2 separate regions of the Homo sapiens genome follow, and region 1 is linked to region 2. A link is a loop called in an ENCODE intact Hi-C map of the cell type or tissue named here. Cell type or tissue: mammary epithelial cell. All regions are shown on one strand.

What was found. Peaks named below come from ENCODE experiments on the same cell type or tissue, not always from the same donor. Only the 100,000 strongest peaks of a DNase experiment are listed, where the experiment ranks them.
Region 1: a loop joins it to region 2, with 10 times the contacts of the local background. A loop is called at or near these places in 2 of 110 quality-filtered maps.

What each region holds. Positions count from the first base shown.
Region 1 is chr4:169,310,696-169,313,195 of GRCh38, reverse strand. The region is part of intron 2 of LOC105377529 (a long non-coding RNA gene); the gene reads left to right. Among named protein-coding and RNA genes, the nearest start is that of SH3RF1, 41 kb to the right of the region's middle. RefSeq lists an enhancer at 1,033-1,581. In mammary epithelial cell, a CTCF peak has its summit at 1,354; no DNase peak of the experiment used is centred here.
Region 2 is chr4:169,115,022-169,117,521 of GRCh38, reverse strand. It overlaps SH3RF1 (SH3 domain containing ring finger 1), which reads left to right. Exons shown (of 12, transcript NM_020870.4): 10 at 892-1,253. Among named protein-coding and RNA genes, the nearest start is that of CBR4-DT, 110 kb to the right of the region's middle. In mammary epithelial cell, a CTCF peak has its summit at 1,486; DNase peaks (open chromatin) are centred at 831 and 1,461; H3K27ac peaks cover 2,500 bases.

The DNA.
Region 1 (2,500 bases), 200 kb before region 2:
CCAAACTGGGTCACATTCACAGGTTCTGGAGGTGAGGGCTTGAACATAATCTTTTTGGAGGGGACACAATCCAACCCACAGCCTGGGTGTGGAAAATGAGGAGTGACTGCTACTGCAGGAGAGTTTCTTTGGGGGATGATGAAAACGTCCTAAAATTAATTGTGAGGGTGGTTGCCCCACTCTTATAAGCATGCTAAAGAAAATCCCACTGACTTGTACATTTTAAATGGGTGAATTGTGTGGTATATGAATTATAGCTCAATAAAACTGTCATCATAAAGCAAAACTCTAAACAATGATCCTGCCCTCCGGTAGTTTATGGTTTAGTTAAGGAAACCAGTTTGCTCACATCAAGCAAGTGAACAACAGAAGTCCCTACAGAATGAAACATAAGGTTGTGCCACATAATGATAGATATCGTAGATGCTTAGAAAGGAAGGAGATAAACGAGAGTAGCCTAATCCCAGAGCACTTCATAGATAAGGTGTGATTTAAATGAAACCTTGAAATATGAGTAGAATTTAAAATTACTTCTCCGGGCATTTAGAATGGCTTGAAATTCCCTCAATACCAGTGTTCTCTCTCTTTTTTTTTTTTTTTTGAAATGGAGTCTCACTCTGCCGCCCAGGCTGGAGTGCAGTGGCACCATCTCAGCTCACTGCAACCTCCACCTCCCAGGTTCAAGCGATTCTCCTGTCTCAGCCTCCCGAGTAGCTGGGACTACAGGTGCCCACCACCACGCCCAGCTAATTTTTCTATTTTTAGTAGAGATGGGTTTTGCCATTTTGGCTAGGCTGGTCTTGAACTCCTGACCTCAGGTGATCTGCTGGCCTCGGCCTCCCAAAATGCTGGGATTACAGGCGTGAGCCACCATGCCTGGCCTAGCATTCTCTTTTGTCTCCAGCTTTTATTCGTCTGGTCCCTGTGCCCTGAACACTCCTCCTGGCCACTGGCTCCCTGGGGCTATGTCTGGCTTCTGTGCTGGGTCCCAAGCTGGGGATGCCAGCAGTGCAGCAATTGCCTGCATGGCGGGGTAGGAGGGACTGTCCTGTGTTTCTGTGCCTCCCAGGGGAGGTGTGGAGCCTGGGCTTTGCTAAAACGGAGATTCAATGCGAGTCCGCTGATTCTGGGGAGAGAACAGTTTGCTGATATTTTAGATATGCCCCTGGGAAGAATCAGAGAGACTGGAATTCTGTCTCTGCAACAGTCTTTAAGGAGAAATCGGAACCTACCCCTTGCAAGAAGCTAGGACTAAGCCCACGGTGGGGAGAGGAAGAAACTGAAGAAGCCAGGAGCAGGGTGATTCTAGGAGGGCCCTCTGGTTGTTGCCGTATGGACTGAAGAGGATTTTTTCCACTGGGGGCAGTAAAGAGTTGGTTTTGCATCCTGTTCTGGACTCTGTGTAGATAATAGTAAGATGATTTTCTTTCTGGCAATGGCCTGTTTCCTGCAGACCCTGCCAGTTGCTGTGGACACAAGCAAGAGGTTTCACCCGTTTACCTGTCTACGTTTCCCATCAGACCATAAGCAATCTGAGGGCTGGAACTGAGTCTTGCTTGTTACAGTGTTCTCTGACAAAGTGCAGCTCCTGGGGCTTGGTGGTCCTCAGTATATCTTATTGTACGTATATGTTAGTTTATTTCTAACTCTTAGGCACCGATTTCTTGTTTTACTTAATACACCCACTTAATATTGTCATAATTTCTGAAGAAAAATAGTCACTTGTAGAATGTTGTGAACAGAATAAATCTTGATAGAGAACTATTTTCATACCATTGTACAAAGGTCAAGTAAAAATTAAGATAATGGCCAGGCGTGGTGGCTCATGCCTGTAATCCCAGCACTTTGGGAGGCCGAGGCAGGTAGATCACCTGAGGTCAGGAGCTGAAGACCAGCCTGGTCTTGTGAAACCCCATCTCTACTAAAAATACAAAAAACTAGCTGGGCATGGTGGTGGGCACCTGTAATCCCAGCTACTCAGGAGGCTGAGGCAGGAGAATCCCTTGAACCCGGGAGGCAGAGGTTGCAGTGAGCTGAGATCGAGCCATTGCACTCCAGCCTGGGCAACAACAGTGAAACTCTGTCTCAAAAAAAAAAAAAAAAAAAAAAATTAAGATAATACATTAATAATTATTTTAAGTAATGCTGTTAACATTACCTGAAGGCCATCATCATTATGTTATGCAGCATATTTTCTTATATTATACCACTTATGTAAATTTCTTTTTCTTCCAAGAAGAATGTTGAGTGTTTTACAACAAATAACATATAAAAATGAGGTCGGACACGGTGGCTCACGCCTGTAATCCCAGCACTTTTGGGAGGCGGAGGCCGGTGGATCACCTGCGGTCAGGAGTTCAAGACTAGCCTGGCCAACATGGTGAAACCCTGTCTCTACTAAAAATACAAAAATTGGCCAGGCACGGTGGCCAGCGCCTGTAGTCCCAGCTACTCAGGAGGCTGAGACAGGAGAATTGCTTGAACCCGGGAGGCAGAGGTT
Region 2 (2,500 bases):
TAAGGAGGAACCCAGGCCAGAACATATCAGGATAAAGGGCTTACCTGCCTAATAGTAGATCTTTTATGACAGATGTTGAGAAATGTAGATGTAATTTTAATAATGAACAACATTAGGCAAAGTCTACTCAGTGGCACCTTGTATCTGCTTATTTGGGCTAAGCGTGCCCTGCGTATTACTTCAAGCCTGATGGATAGATCTAAAGTCTGAAAGAAATTAGGCTGATCCTAAGAATGTCAATAGTACTTGAAATTTTGACTTCTATAGTTGAGATCATATGATCTCAAATCTCACTACTACCATCCATGTGACATTGCGTGATACTCTACTAACGGGTGTGCTGATCATTTCTGATTAACTTAAGCACAAGTCTACCTTGGACCCTATGGGATCTTAAACAGCTTTCTTAGTTCTGTAGCACTGAAAACCTTCCCAAGAGTCTTGGGTAACTAATGGGATGAGGGGTAAACTAAAGGCTTGTGAACTCTATCAGAAAAACAGAAAAAAGGAAAATGATTCATAAGAAAAGGGAATGAATAATAGGAAAAGGACTAGAGGGAGACATCGCTTGACACTGTAGAATACCATCAAGAACTGGCTCAGTGTCTCTAACACTGTGGAGAGGCTGTCTCCTAAGTAAAGGGACTTGGGTCAAAACTGAGCTTCCAGGCACTCAGTAGACTCAAGGGCTGACCTGGAAGGACAATAGATAGTGTCTGGGGATCCAGCTAAGATTAAGTGCTTTTAGGCCACCGTCCATCCCATCTTTATTGTAATAAATACAATAGCAGCCTTTCATCATGGTCTGATGCAGTGAAATGACTCATGTTTTGGTGAGCAGCATCTATTAGATAGTTGAATTTTGCTGTGTTCCCTCTTCCCATCTACTAGTTGCAGCGCACAACCAGGAACGCCCCACGGCAGCAGTGACACCCATCCAGGTACAGAATGCCGCCGGCCTCAGCCCTGCATCTGTGGGCCTGTCCCATCACTCGCTGGCCTCCCCACAACCTGCGCCTCTGATGCCAGGCTCAGCCACGCACACTGCTGCCATCAGTATCAGTCGAGCCAGTGCCCCTCTGGCCTGTGCAGCAGCTGCTCCACTGACTTCCCCAAGCATCACCAGTGCTTCTCTGGAGGCTGAGCCCAGTGGCCGGATAGTGACCGTTCTCCCTGGACTCCCCACATCTCCTGACAGTGCTTCATCAGCTTGTGGGAACAGTTCAGCAACCAAACCAGACAAGGATAGCAAAGTAAGACCATACTTACTTACTGTTTCTCTGCTTTACTTACTTCCCTGTTTTTCTTCTTATGTTGTGTCTGTCATTTTTAGCTAATGAGAGGACTCACTGTTCAACAAACCCTCAGGTGCTCCCTACGTGTGAGTCACTATGCCAGGTGCTAGGAGTAGAGTGGGGAAGAAACGCAGGCACCACCCCATCCTCTTATCTAGAGCTCATGTTTCTCTGTGTTTAAACGCCCACTACTTGCCAGACTCAGTGCTGCATGTTAGAGGGACCACAGTGAATGAGACTTAGTCACTCCTCCTTGTGCAGCTTACAGTCTCGTGGAGGAATTTCCTTTTCCCTTTAGTTACTCATTCTTTCATCATTTTGCTGTCCTCAAGTCTTCCTGCTCAGTGAGTCTTGCTTGATAAGAGTTCTGTTAAAAATATATATGTGTGAGGGGGATGAAACTGTTGATCAAAAGTGTTACTTATGGATTTATTTTATCTACAACAGTGGTCCCCAACCTTCTGGGCACCTGGGCACCATGGACCAGTTTCGTTGAAGACAGATTTTCCATGGACCCAGGGGTGGTGGCGGGGAAATGGTTTCAGAATGATTCAAGCTCATTACATTAACTGTGCACTTTATTTCTATTATTATTACAGTGTACTATATAATGAAATCATTATAGAACTCACCATAATGTAGAATTAGTGGGAGCCCTGAGTTTGTTTTCTTGCAACTAGATGGTCCCACCTGGGCATGATGGCAGACAGTGACAGATCCTCAGGCATTAGATTCTCATAAGGAGTGTGCAACCTACATCCCTCGCATGTGCAGTTCACAATAGGGTTCATGCTCCTATGAGAATCTAATGCCCCTGCTGATCTGACAGGAGGCGGAGCTCAGGCAGTAATGCAAGTGATGGGGAGCGGCTGTAAATACAGATGAAGCCTCACTCACTCACCTGCAGCTCACCTCCTGCTGTGCGGCCTGGTTCCTCACAGGCCACAGGCTAGTACTGGTCCATGGCCCAGTACATCTGACCTTAAGCAGCATGGTTCCTTGAGAGGTAAGACTTGAAATATAAGGAAACATTATTTTCTAAATCCATAGTTTTTGGGGTTTTTTTTAATGTCTCATTTGGGGCTGAATTTTAAAGAAAATATAAATGGAAAGTTATATTGGAAAGAATAACCGATGGTTGGGTTTAGAGACAGGTGATTGGAGGCAAGAGAAATTGAGAGTTGTTAAATGTAAAAAGAAAAAGA